5 separate regions of the Homo sapiens genome follow, and all the other regions are linked to region 1. Evidence: chromatin contacts called from ENCODE Hi-C data. All regions are on one chromosome and are shown on one strand. The core of a region is the stretch at or near the end of the contact, and the rest is flanking DNA. Distances in the headings are between cores, read along the strand shown. Region 1 holds the start of CDC27 (cell division cycle 27). Region 2 holds the start of KANSL1-AS1 (KANSL1 antisense RNA 1). Region 3 holds the start of SNX11 (sorting nexin 11). Region 4 holds the start of SP2-DT (SP2 divergent transcript). Region 5 holds the start of TBX21 (T-box transcription factor 21).

What was found. Hi-C counts contacts between places; a loop is a spot of excess contacts on that map. Pooled maps may share reads with other maps.
Region 2: a loop to region 1 is called in a pooled map, with 6 times the contacts of the local background. The contact joins the promoter of KANSL1-AS1 here to the promoter of CDC27 in region 1. A Hi-C loop is called at or near these places in 7 of 50 pooled maps.
Region 3: a loop to region 1 is called in a pooled map, with 8 times the contacts of the local background. The contact joins the promoter of SNX11 here to the promoter of CDC27 in region 1. A Hi-C loop is called at or near these places in 7 of 50 pooled maps.
Region 4: a loop to region 1 is called in a pooled map, with 12 times the contacts of the local background. The contact joins the promoter of SP2-DT here to the promoter of CDC27 in region 1. A Hi-C loop is called at or near these places in 10 of 50 pooled maps.
Region 5: a loop to region 1 is called in a pooled map, with 4 times the contacts of the local background. The contact joins the promoter of TBX21 here to the promoter of CDC27 in region 1. A Hi-C loop is called at or near these places in 7 of 50 pooled maps.

The regions. Positions count from the first base shown.
Region 1 is chr17:47,187,988-47,190,627 of GRCh38, forward strand. It overlaps CDC27 (cell division cycle 27), which reads right to left and starts at 1,308. Exons shown (of 19, transcript NM_001256.6): 1 at 1,159-1,308. The coding sequence starts at 1,185. It also overlaps a transcript of MYL4 not described here. RefSeq lists a silencer at 833-882 and enhancers at 916-1,512, 1,043-1,232.
Region 2 is chr17:46,192,250-46,194,889 of GRCh38, forward strand. It overlaps KANSL1-AS1 (KANSL1 antisense RNA 1), which reads left to right and starts at 1,324. Exons shown (of 2, transcript NR_034172.1): 1 at 1,324-1,489. KANSL1 (KAT8 regulatory NSL complex subunit 1) reads right to left here and starts at 1,180. Exons shown (of 15, transcript NM_015443.4): 1 at 574-1,180.
Region 3 is chr17:48,106,477-48,109,116 of GRCh38, forward strand. It overlaps SNX11 (sorting nexin 11), which reads left to right and starts at 1,290. Exons shown (of 7, transcript NM_013323.3): 1 at 1,290-1,362. RefSeq lists a silencer at 1,296-1,455.
Region 4 is chr17:47,894,484-47,897,123 of GRCh38, forward strand. SP2-DT (SP2 divergent transcript) reads right to left here and starts at 1,333. Exons shown (of 3, transcript NR_135480.1): 1 at 1,220-1,333. It overlaps SP2 (Sp2 transcription factor), which reads left to right and starts at 1,753. Exons shown (of 7, transcript NM_003110.6): 1 at 1,753-1,810. The coding sequence starts at 1,804. RefSeq lists silencers at 1-274, 1,823-2,252.
Region 5 is chr17:47,731,846-47,734,485 of GRCh38, forward strand. It overlaps TBX21 (T-box transcription factor 21), which reads left to right and starts at 1,391. Exons shown (of 6, transcript NM_013351.2): 1 at 1,391-2,100. The coding sequence starts at 1,610. RefSeq lists a promoter at 1-1,398, silencers at 1,210-1,749, 1,780-1,949 and an enhancer at 2,130-2,179.

The sequences.
Region 1 (2,640 bases), core at 58-2,557:
CTGCTATATGTAAACAGCTGGAGAAAAAAACCAAACTAGAAGAAATGAGTATTTCATGCTGTTTAGAAAAATGAAATAAATATGAAAGTAGTGATATATTAAAATATTTACTGTTTGATACCTCAAGCCTTTTAAGGGCAATATGAAGGAATTTCTAAAAATCAGTTTGCTTTATAACTTCAAAATAAAGTCCATGACTCAATGACAGCAGTTGATAGAGGTCAATTCTGATCAAGTTAAAGATCATATAGTGGGATGAAGTCTCCCAGACCTGGTCCATTACCAAGGCACAAAAGATACAGTTTCTCCAGATGTCAGGGGGGAAAATGACTTGGCACCGCATCACACACTTAAAATCCAATAGGGTTCCTTTAATGCAACACAGCACTGTGCGTCAAAGCATACCCTGGTGTAAAGGCAGTGAAATGGACAGAAACACCATTATTTGTGTTTCATTTCCTGAATGCCTTATAAACATGCACAACAAAATGCTCCTGATCCCCATCAGAGAGGATGAAAACAACCCAAATGTGCCCTTTCCACCTCCTCCCCTGGTATTGGTGCTTGCGCCTCAGCACTGAGGCTTGGAGTTGTCTTCTCAAACCATCATTGTCCGGTGGGAAATTCACCGAGAAAGGAAACGTGGGATAGGAAGTCTGTTACCAAAATAGAAATTAGTATTAAAAAGACCGATCCTACGCTCCCTCCACCCTCTCATACAAGACAAAATAAAAAAAACCTCCGTAAACTTGCCCTACCGTCACGAAGATCACACAAGCTCCGATCAAATGTGCTTCTCGATCATCTTTTAGGCAAGAGAGCGCTTGGGGTGCATTTTCGGCCCCTCATCTCCCACCCCCAGTCAAGCCAGGCCCCTGGACTGACAGGAAAGGCTGGCCGGACGTTGGCTCGGACGGGAAAGGCGGTTATTTTCGCCGAAGCCGCTCACGCTAAGGGTGAAGTAATGTAGGGCCAGAGGTAACACGGCTTAGGCTGTGGGCAAGGCCTCCGAACTGACTAAAGATAGGCAGGACACGGCAGCAGGGGAGGCGGGAGAAGCAGCCGGGCCTAGGCCGCACCAGGCCGCGGAGTGGCCCTACGCTGCTGCTTCCCGACCGAGGCTGCCAGCCAAGCCCCAGAGAAGAAGGTTATCATTACCTGGACGGGTTCCTGCAGCACCGTCATCCTCGAGGCTCAGGCCCACTTTCTGCAGTGCCTCAGGCCCCCCCTGTAGCGGCTCCGGCCCGGCCAGCCCCTGCTCATTTAAACTCACCAGCGACCGTTACCGGGGGATGGGGGAGGCCGAGCGATTGCCGAGTGCTTCCGAGCGGGACACGGGAATACCCGAAGTGGAGAAAGCCGAGCGGGAACCAGACGGAAAAGCCCGAAGGGAGTCGGAAATACCCGAGGTTGGTCGACGAGAGAGAAAACCGTTGCCGGAAATTGTCGAAGATTACCGGAAGCTACCGAGTCTGACCCAAAGCGTAGGTTTCTCTTCTCAGCCACGCCTTCAGCCACGCACACCACGCCCAATCGGCCGTCCCAGGGTTGGGCTACGCCAAATCTGCAACCAGCAGGCTGGGCGTGGCGTGACAGCGCGGGCGGGTAGCGTTACGTGGCGGGGCTGCAGTGTGGATTAGCCCCTCAGCCCTTTTGGATTAATTGGTGTGCTGTAGATTATGAAGCAAAGGGTGAAACAGCAGAGTTTGGGGCTGTCTTTAATGAATCAACAAGTATTTGTCTATTGAGTTTAGATCATTCGTCCATTCCAGAAGTATCTACTCACGGCTCTGGGGGAAAGCTAAAGAAATTTGGAAAGATTGCCACTCCCCAAAGACATAGGATAGCTTCTGTCTTCAAGGAGATTAAGGTCTATTTAAGGGAAAAGCAGTGTAACAGAGAACGCTATATTATATGGTGCCTATTATAAGTAATATAAAAATTCAGAGAGGGCAATTGTGATAAGATAAGGAAAGTTCTATGGAAGGAAAAAAAAGTTTAAAATGGAGTTTGAAGGATGGGTAAAATTAGAGGAAAAAGAAGTATAGGAAAGTGAAGGGAGGAAAAATGGGATCAGTCTGCTAAGAAGGCATTAATTGGAAATAGTTACTTAGGTGAAGAGATCATGGAAAAGCTCAATAGGCCATTAGAAATTTTTATTTTTGATAGGTGAGGCATTCCGCTGTGGTGGGAAGAGTAGGGGGTCGGAAATTCAGAGGCCTGGTTTTGAATTTTATCTTTAGCACTAACTAGTCATAGGTCCTTGGCAAATTACCTCTCTGAACTTATGTTCGCTTAGTTTGAAAAAAAAGGATTAAGAGAATTCGATGTATTATAAATGTGGCCGTGTCTAGCATGCAATGTAGACTCTCTCATATTTCCTTTCTGCTCCCCTTCTCCCCCCAAAAAGAGTGAACCAGGGGACTGTTTAAATTTTGTTTTTCAGCAGATGAGGAAACAGTTTTTGAAAGTTACTTTTCTAGTCAGGAGCTCTCTAGGCTAGATGTGAGAATCATGATATATTCCATTGCTTGGAAATTTCCCTTTGGGTGATGTTAGAGGGAGATATTTTTTCTTTCATTTTTAAAAACAAGGCTGACAGAGCTACACTGCATCCTTCTCCACCGCCTTGTCTTGTCA
Region 2 (2,640 bases), core at 74-2,573, 1.0 Mb before region 1:
AAAAGGCAGTTAAGATTCCAACTCACTTAAAAGCAAATAAATCCCTCTTCCTCTTTAGTTTAAAAAAAAAAAAAGTCCGCCTGAGGGAGACTACATCTGAAAACGTAAGTGACCTGAATTTACAGGCAACAAAAATAATAAATGAAACAATCAGAGTTGTGATACAAACCGTGCAACGCGCCAAGATGTGTGTTTCGAGCAGAGAAAGGCCTTTTGCAGTCAAGAGAAGTTCAAGGCGAGAGCCAGAGTTTGTTTGGGGGGTTCTTTTACGGGAATAAATCATGTTCTTCAGGCCGCCTTTTTAAATAGAACGCCAAAGGAAAAGCTGGCGAACGAGGCGGCAGCTCCTGGGGAAGGGCCCCCGCACACCCCCGCCCTTGGGGCGACTCCCAGCCCGGACCCGCAGCAGGGAAGCCCGGAGAGGCCATTTAAAGTTCCGGGGGATTTTTCTACCCTGCCCTGCCTTTCTAGTTACAACTAACAAAGAGAGAGAGAAATGGGAGCCACAGGGAGAGCGAGGAGAAGGAGAAAGGGCAGCAGGAGGAGGAGGAGAGGAGCAGCAGCAGCACCTACCACGTGATGGAGGAGCGTAGCCCGGGCGGATTCAGCCCCACAAAATGGGCGCAGTTTGCAAACAGCCCCCCGGCCTGGGCGCCGAGGGCCAGCGGCGGGCGGGGGCGCGCGACGGCGGCTCCGGCCCGGGCCCGCCGCTCTCCTCCCCCCGACGCCCGGAGCCGCCCTGACTTTCCGGGCGGGGGGGCGAGGCAGAGGGGGAGGGGAAGGCGGCGGCGGGGAGCGGCTGCTTTTTCTTCTCTTTCGGGCCCTTTCCCGGCCTTGCTCCGCACCGACGGGGCCCGAGCACGGCTGGAGACCGCAGCCCGGCCGGGAGGGCGGGCGGGCGGGGGCAGAGAGTGAAACCGCCCCCCCGCCCCGCACAAACAAGCACCGCCGTCTGCAGCCCGAACCCGCACCCAGGCCGCCACCCCCGGCCGCCTCTTTCCAGCCGGGGAGCGCGCTTCAGCCGCCCCCCGCGCCGCCGCGGCGAGACGAGTCGGCTTCGCTACGGTGCTCGGTTCTCCCGCCGGCTCGGCGAGCGGTGGCGGCGGTGGCGGCGGCACTGGGAAAATGGCGGCCGAGCTCCTTTTCCCTCCCCCCCTTTAATCTGAAGCGGAGGGAGAATGGAGCGAGCGAGCAAGCGGGCGAGCGCCGGGGACACGGGGAGGAGGGACAGCAGCGCCTCCGCCGGCTGCGGCTGCGGCGGCGAAGGGCCGCTCCACCCCGGCGCGCCGCCAGGGGGCGCCCGCCGCGCCGCCCCCGCGGGCCGCCAGGAGGCGCGGCCGCCGCCGCCTCAGTCATGGCTCCTCGCCGTGGCCGATGTTTTTGTACCTCCATCTGCGGAGGCCGCGGCGCCCGGCCCCAGCTGCCCCGGACGTGCGGCGACGGCACGCAGCACTGCGGCAGGGGGAAGCCAGCCCTCGCTGCGGCCGAGGTGAGTCTAACCTGAGGCACTGACGCCGTCACATGCCCTCCGTGCTGGGGCCGGCGGTGCGGCTCGCCAGTTGAGGGGCAGGGCGGGCCGGCGCCGCGGAGCGAGAGGACGTGAGCGAGGAACTGTTTGCACTGTGTAGTAAAGAGGGTAAGGCCGTCGGCACCACACTATTCCAAGGCTAACCCTGCAGAAAGCTCCCTGACCAGTGAAGCGGCTTCCGCCGCCCGCCCTTTGTCCCTAGCAGCCAGCCTCCGTATACTGCAGCACGGCTGGGCACTAGCCCCAGCACCGCGCTCCGCAGCCACCAGAGTTGGGCGGGGTGGGGAGGGTGCACGTAGTCACTGCGCAGGCCCCAGCCAGGGCCCGCGCCGGGCCAGCCCGGGAAGGGACAGCCGGGAGCCAGAGGGGAAGTGATGGCCCCGCCGGCGCCGGGCCCGCTGGGAACTGTAGTTTTCGTGAAGAAACACGCGTCTTGTTTTGGGTGTCATGGCTTGGCAGATCCGCCAAAACAGGCAAATGGCATTACACAATGAGTATTTATGCTTCCTGCCGCCACCAAAAGGAAGTTCACTGCCATGCTAAAAGTTTAACAAAGAACTCCATAAAGAAACACAAGTCTCACAACAAAAAGCCAACTTCCCACCTCGTTACCAGAGTTGGTTTAAAGTGGTGGCACCTTATCATTTCTCATGACCAGTTTATCAGTACAGAACTTTATATTGTCCCCAAAATAGGACCTTTAAAATAATGGAACCTTTCCTAGACTTAAAGAATTCATAAACATAATGTAATACAAAGTGTCACACAAAGTGTAATTCTACCACCCTTTAAAGTTGCCAAAAGATGAGTGGAGTATCTTGAGATTTAAAAGACTAATCTAGGATTCATCAAAACTGGCTTAAATGACTGAAGAAAAAATCGTTCAAATCATTAAATCATCAAATTCGGCAGATAAGAAGGGTATGTATGCTCTACTACCAAAAAGGAAGACGCAAAATGCTTCACACTTTTTTGTGGCTTACCAGAACCAATATCCGGCATTATACGTCACTTCTGCTTATCAAAAAACACCCTCACAGTCGTTACAGAACGGTTTTAGTCTTCCCACAAAGTTACACTAACTCACCTGCCCCTGCAACATCTGCACCTAG
Region 3 (2,640 bases), core at 40-2,539, 920 kb after region 1:
ACCCAGCTATCTTCCTTTTTATTTATTTATTTTTTACAATGGAGTCTCCCAGGCTGGAGTGTAATGGCGCGATCTTGTCTCACTGCAACCTCCGATTCCTGGGTTCAAGCAATCCCCCTGTGTCAGTCTCCTGAATAGCTGGGATTACAGGTGCCCATGACCACGCCCAGCTAATTTTTGTAGTTTTAGTGGAGACGGGGTTTCACCATGTTGGCCAGGCTGGTCTCGAACTCCTGACCTCAGGTAATCCACCCGCCTCCGCCTCCCAAAGTGGTGGAAGTACAGGCGTGAGGCACTGTGCCCGGCCCCTTTCTTTTCTTTCCTCTCTTTTCTTCCTTTTAGCTCTCTCTCTTTTTTTCAGACAGGGTCTTGCTCTGCAGTGATCAGGGCTCACTGCAGCCTCGAACCCCTGGGTTCAAGCCATCCTCCTGTCTCAGCCTCCCGAGTAGCTGGGACTACAGGCGCGTGTCACCATGCCCGGCTAATTTTTAAAATATTTTGCAGAGGCGAGGGTCTCCCTAAGTTGGTAGGGCGTGTCTCAAGCCTGGCCTCAAGCGATCCTCCCGCCTCGGCCTCCCTAATAGTATTGGGATTACAGGCGTGAGCCACCGCGCTAGGCTTGCTGAAATTATCTTTAAATAAGTTGTTAAAAGACCACCAACACATTGAACGGCTTTCTCTTGCTCCCTAGCTGCATGATATTGCTTCGAGTTTGTTTCGGTGTGAGCAATCTGAGTCGCCGGACCCTCTCGAGTCTGACTTTCACTCTGACAATCGGTCCGTGGCTTTACGAATCTGAATCGGAGTCCCCTTGATAGCTCCGCTGGGGAACAGCAAACTACGAGGTTCAAATGGTGGCTCTCGGGACTTAGTGAGGATCCAGGGATGTGGGCTTCCTAAAGCCCCGAACCTCCCACACTGCAGACTATCCCTCGCATAGCGAGAACAAGAGTAACAACCCCCTTACACCCCTCTGCTCCCGGGACCCACTGGCTGCCCGTCGCTGACGCCCCCTGGCCGCTGATTGGCTTCCCCTGACAGTGGGCGGAACGCGGCCCCGGATTGGATATCCATTCGCCGTCCCTCACCCGGCACCTGCGTGCACTCTCCGGCGTCCCAAGTGAGTGGAGGGGGGATCCCGACTCCAGTCCGGGGCCTTGGCCAGCGGAGCCGCGCTATTCGGAAGCGGGAATCCCACTCAGAGCCCGGGCCTGTAGGGGCGGGGCGTCCCGGGCACCCGGGATTGGGGCGTCTCCCGTCGTGCACCGGGGCACCGGCGACTCACCCGGAAGGAGAAGCCGTGATCTGGCTATATGGTGGGGCGCGGGCGGTGTCGCTGTGGGGAGCTGGTGCTGTTCTCAGGTGAGAGGGCGTGGGCGGGGCCTGGGGAGTGGGTGCTGCTCTCCTGTGAGGGGGCGTGGGCTTGAGCGTCAGTAGTGGCACTCGGGATGGTGGCATCGCTTTACATCCTAGGGAGGGACTCTCTTACCACCCGGGATTAAGGCAAGGGCTTGCTCGGGATCCAAGAAAGGAAACCCGGCTTTTCAGTTTACCTTCAAAGTGTATCTTTCACTTCCTACCCCCCAAGCTTAATCGGAAAGAAAGAAGGACCATGTGGACCTTTCGGTCCTAGTTTGTTGAGAATGGAGAAAGAGTGGCCGTAGTAAAAGACTCTGGGGACATTTACTTAAATGGCTAAGACTGGGGGCAATGGCGAGTATTTTACGTGGACACGGGAGACTTGGCGGTAGATTGTGGTCGCCTTTGTTACTTACCTTCCAAGTGAAAGGCGTACGATTAGAGATGGACAAAAAGATGGAGCATAACTGCTTGGTTGAGATCACACAGAGCTTGGTCAGAACTGGGAGCTTCCTCTGTTTAGTACCTGTGATATTTATAATTGGAGCGAGAGCTTTTTGAATTGCTTTCTGCCATCTGGCACTAAAGGCTCAAGATTGAGTAAGAAGGGACGGTAGTCTCAGTAGTTCCATCTACTTTTATCACCTGATTTGTTTCTTAACCTGTCTCTTGAAGTTGTTTAAATGGGAGAGAAAATAAATGGTGAGACTAAAGCCTTGCATTGTTACTATATTAGAAAGCTTTACGATGAATCTACTTTGTAAACAGCAAACAATCGGGTACTCACCAGAGCTACTGGTGCTGGTACAGGTGAAGAAAGTAAAGGAAACTTCAGATGTGGTTGAAAGGGCCCAGAAAATGTAGTTAACACTAAGTTATGTAACTAGCTATGGTCACTGACTCTAGCCTTATTTGGATGAAGTACAGATCCATCTCCCAGATCAGAGAACTAAAGTTAGGAACTTCCTGCTGCTTCTCCAGAGGCAGAACTGAGCTTTTTCTTTTGAGGAGTGGTATCTGTGGGGAGGAATCTAATGGAGAAGAGTGGTTGCTAGAAATTACTACTTGGTGTCTAGGTTTTTGTATTTGTTCCAGTGTTTATTTGTTTGTTTTTTGAGACAGGGTCTTGCTCTGTCGCCCAGGCTGGAGTGCAGTGGTGTGATCTTGGCTCATTGCAGACTCCGCCTCCTGGGTTCCAGCAATTCTCATGCCTCAGTCTCCCGAGTAGCTGGGAGTACAGGCCTGTGCCACCATGCCCAGCTAATTTTTGTATTTTTAGTA
Region 4 (2,640 bases), core at 83-2,582, 710 kb after region 1:
TTTAGGAACCTGGAATCTTTCCTGGAGGGAAAAGGGTAGGATTTGTAGGAAGGGAACGGGGGTAGAGGGAGGAGATAAAGCATGAAAGATACACCAGTAAGAGTGTGTCCTCTGGTGGATGCTGAGGTTAAGAAGAAAAAAGAGTGGGAGGACTTTGCCTAGAAAGGAGTTTGGGCTTTATCTAGGAGATACGGATCCCATGAAGGATCTTTACTAGAGGAGTATTATTGTCTAAAGTCTTGTTTTTCAAAGGCTAACACTGAGAGGAGAAGACTGGAAGAGGCTATTAACATTTATTCAGCAATTACTGTGTACCCGGTATTCTGCTCTGCATTTTGTATTATCACACCAACCTTTTCTAGCAGTGTTTTTCAAACTGCCAGTCATGATCAACAAGAAGGAGAATAAGATAGGATAGGATAAGCATAGAAACTATCAGTGCGTCACAAGTAGTAAGCATTGTTTTCGGAAACTTTATGACACTCTCATACAAATAGCAGTGTACTGGTCTGTATGCAAAATGTATTTCTCTTGATGGACTATGTTTTTTTTTGTTTGTTTTTTTTTTTTTTTTTTTTAAGCCATCGCGCTAAGGTGTAGGTGTGATTAACCTCGTTTTACTGATGAGGACATGAAGCTCAGGGAGTTTCGGTACCCTGCCTAAGTTAGTGGGATGTGTAGGTTTCAAACCCAGACTGGTCTGAAGCCAGAATGGATTCCCTCACTAAGCTAGGCAGCCTTCCCAAGTTCTCGGAAGAGACTTGGGAGCAAAGATAAACCTACCCGCCTAGTGCCTACCAAGTGCTTTACCTCATCTCAAGAAGGTAAGGGTAAGTGGGGCAGAGGCCAAGCAGTACTTCTCAAACTCAAGCGTGCAATTCTGTCCACGCGAGGCCCTTGCTAAAATGCAGATTCTAGGCACGCCCCGTGAAGTACCGAGTCGGATTAGGAGAGGCGGCCAGGGGAGCCTGCCTTTAGAAAGAGCTTCGGATGATTCAGATGCACACGTTTGGGACCGTGGGCTATGGGGGTCGCCGCAATAACCATGTGAGGATTAACGGGGGCTTAACCGATTGTGAAAATCCCCTTAGAAGTGTCGCGTAAACAACCCCAACTCCCACTATGGTGCCGGACCCCAGTGCCTCACTGTACAAAGTCGCCCCTCCCCAGGCGACAACGAGAGAGGGACTAAATAAAAGGTTGATGGCTTTCCACTCACCAGGCATGGGGTTGAGTGGCAGCCGGCTACTGCCGAAGAGCAGGTAAAAGCTCCTGCCACACCTGGGCGAGACTGGACTTAGGGCGCAATGTATATGCTATTTCTGGGGCATTTGTGGGCCTCACCCTAAGGACTTCTGATTGGCTTCAGGGCAGATCTATCATTCATCCTCTGGGTTAGAGGTGGGTGGAAGGTCAACCTCGACCAATACAAAAGCACTCTTCGGCTAAGCCCCTCCCCTTCCAGCTTCCTGTTGCTGTACATCAACCACCCAGCGGGCGGGACTTTGCCTCCCTCCAATTGGCTGATGCACATGTCACTCATTATTCAATTGGCTTTCGGTTGGTGCGCTCTACCGTCCATCAGTGACATTGCACAGACCTATTGGTCAAATCAACGTCGCTCTAGACGCCTCTGGTTGATTGGTTAATAGTGCTGTCGGTCCCCAATGTTCCAAGCGCTTATTGGTGAAGGCTGCCGTCGCTCGGGCGGTGGCGGGCTCCGGGATTGGCGGTTGCTTGGCGGGCGGTGTCAGGCTCTCGGTGGCGGCGGAGGCGGCGGAGGCCAGGGAGGAAGATGTCGTAATGAGCGGTGGGTCCCGGCCGCTGCCGGCGGGGTCTTCCCGGCCCCCAAGGGTCAGGAAGACGGGCAGAGGCCGCGGGGAGAGGGAGCCGAGGCCGGGGGTTCCCCCCTGGGGCTGGGTCTGGCGTCGGGGCCCGGCTTCAGGAGGGGCGGGGGAGGGAGGATTCCCGCCCGGAGGAGGAGCGGGGCTGGCCAGCCGGGCGGAGGCACCCGGAAGGGGGCGTTCGACTCCCCGCCCCCTCGGAGCCCGCCGGGCGGGAGGGCGGCGCTTCCGGGGGCCGGCGAGAGGAGCGGGCACCGGGGTGGCCTGGCACCCCTCGGACGGGTGCCGACCCACTTCAACGCCGCTCTCCCGCCTGGGCGAACTATGCCTGGGTCGGCTCTGAGGAGGCAGCCAACAGCCCTTGTGTTCGCCCCGTGTCTGAGAGGCCTTCCTGCACTCTTAACTGTAGATGCCCACCAGCGATTCAGGGCTCCCCGGAGAACAGAGAGGGGCGAGGGAACGCTTGAGACCCGGACGCTGCCAACCAGATGGGCACTGCTCGGCATCGACGACAGCCCGGTTACTGATATATCCCCAGTCGGGCGATGGTGTCAGGACACGAGAGCACTCCCTGGGCAGATGACCTCTCACCGGGGAGTGGGCAAAAACCTTCCTTTAATGTTTTTACTTGGATCCTTGATCTTCCAGCTAGATATCTGCAAGCTCTTAGCAGAATTGTGAGAAGTTTGAGAACTTCTTGCCAGAGCTCCCAGCCTGTTACTTGACGCCCCGTAGGGGAGACTACTGCAGTCCCAAAGCTCAGGCGCAAACAATCTTAAGGAATTACAGAAGAAAT
Region 5 (2,640 bases), core at 141-2,640, 540 kb after region 1:
TATGCAAAATATTCCATGACACCTTGTGGAGTGAAAAAAAAGTACACATTATAAAGCAGCATGTGTAGTGTTTATATAAATTATATATTTGTGCATGTGTGCAAAAGACAGAGACAGAGAGTATATAAGGAGTGAGGTCTCAGAGGGTGTTCACTGAAATGTTAATCCTGTTTGGCTTTAGGGGGTGGAATTTGGGGTGATTTATACAGTCTTGTTTTTACTTTTCTGTGCTGCTTAAATTTCCTATATAAGTATGTTTCATCTTTATACACAGGAAAACTCCCAATGATGCTATTTTCAATTGGGGGGGGGGAAACGGATAGTTTTCATCATAAAAGGAGTCTAATACATTAGTTAACATAAAAGGAAAATGGAGAAAGAAAAGCCTCCATCGTCCTATCTCCGAGGCAGCCCTTCAGAGCATGTGGTGGGTTTCCTTCCTGTCAGCCGGCTCTGAATCTGTTCAAAGCAGCTTTTCCATCCAGGTATAATAATAGATTGGAAAGTGCTGCACACGTACACCCTCTCATGTAAGGCTTGCAGCCCCCCTGAAAAGTAGATCTGTTTATTTCCCCCAGTCTATGGATGAGGCACGTGAGGTTGACTTTCAGGCAAGGAAAATGACTTGCCTGGGTCACATATACCTGGCAGGCAGAGCCAGACCTGGGACTCTCAGCACTGGCAGCCCAATGCTACTTCCAGTGCCCATGACTGCCATGCAGGGTAGGGGAGCTTTTGTGGGCCCTGCCAGGCCCAGCTCAGGGCCCTGCAAACCCCTGGCTGCTGCTGATGCAGTGCGCTTTAAGGAACATTTCCTGTTGTCCATCAGGTTCCAGGTCTGCCCCCAGGGCTAGAGCTACAAGATGCAGCCAACTCAGCACATGTGGACCTCTGGTGGGGAGAAAGAGGGCAACCCGAAAGGTCACTTAGCACAGAGTCTGGGCACACAGTAGGTATCAATAAAGATCGATTGAATGTTCATGGTCAAAGTTGCTTCTAGTGTGCCCGTGCTCCGAGCCTCTGAGTGCCAGGAGAATGCCCAGCGAGTCCCACTTGGGCCATCTCGGAAGGCTTCCTGTAGGAGAGGGCCTTTGAGCTGAGACTTCAAAGCTGGGCTGAATTTCCCCGAGGGTCCAGAAGAGAGCCACGGGCTGGTGTGTCAGGCAGCGGAGCTGACACTCCCAGAAAGCAAGATCTTCGAACTACAGGGTGCGCGCAGGCTCTCGCTTCTCTCCACCATGGGGGGCCCTGCAGTACTCGCCAAGAGCGTAGAATTTGCCTAGTATTAGCCACGAGAGGGCGGGGTGGGGCGAGGCGGAGCAGGGCCGAGGTGGCGGAGTGGGGGGGAGCCGGAGAGCTTCATAAAGCCACAGCAAAGCGCTGCGACTCTAGTGACAGCGGCCCGCTGGAGAGGAAGCCCGAGAGCTGCCGCGCGCCTGCCGGACGAGGGCGTAGAAGCCAGGCGTCAGAGCCCGGGCTCCGGTGGGGTCCCCCACCCGGCCCTCGGGTCCCCCGCCCCCTGCTCCCTGCCCATCCCAGCCCACGCGACCCTCTCGCGCGCGGAGGGGCGGGTCCTCGACGGCTACGGGAAGGTGCCAGCCCGCCCCGGATGGGCATCGTGGAGCCGGGTTGCGGAGACATGCTGACGGGCACCGAGCCGATGCCGGGGAGCGACGAGGGCCGGGCGCCTGGCGCCGACCCGCAGCACCGCTACTTCTACCCGGAGCCGGGCGCGCAGGACGCGGACGAGCGTCGCGGGGGCGGCAGCCTGGGGTCTCCCTACCCGGGGGGCGCCTTGGTGCCCGCCCCGCCGAGCCGCTTCCTTGGAGCCTACGCCTACCCGCCGCGACCCCAGGCGGCCGGCTTCCCCGGCGCGGGCGAGTCCTTCCCGCCGCCCGCGGACGCCGAGGGCTACCAGCCGGGCGAGGGCTACGCCGCCCCGGACCCGCGCGCCGGGCTCTACCCGGGGCCGCGTGAGGACTACGCGCTACCCGCGGGACTGGAGGTGTCGGGGAAACTGAGGGTCGCGCTCAACAACCACCTGTTGTGGTCCAAGTTTAATCAGCACCAGACAGAGATGATCATCACCAAGCAGGGACGGTGAGTGCGGCGCGCCGGCCCTTGGGGCCTCTGTGCCCGCGCCGGAACAAGAACGTCTCGTCTGTTTTTCTGGCTCGACAATGCTTCTGACTCCGTGTCCCTCACTGCTTTGGCTTCAGCGTAGGGAGACAGGGGAATGGGGTTGTTAGGAGGACAGGGAAAGCTCCGGAGGGGCGTCTGTGCCCAGGCTGTTGCACCAACAGCCAGAGGACTCACAAGGGAGACGGGTGAGTGCGGGACAGTGAGAAGTCACCTTGATTTAGGGGAAGGGTGACTGTGGCTTCACCTAGAATTGGTGTGCGCCCCTGCCCCACTCTCTACTGTAGAGGAGTCGCAGCGGGCAGTGAAAGCCTGTGCTCTGGGCGGACAGGACGCCTGGGCCTCCTGTGTGGGAAACTGGAGGGGAAGGGAGCCCCTTATCTCCGGGCCCCCTGCGCCCACCTCCCCCGGCTCCTTTGCTGCTGGTGTGCTCAGGTCAGCTTTAGTGGTGGTAGTGGTGGTGGTAGCGGTGGTGGTGGTGTGTGTGTACGGGGGGAGATT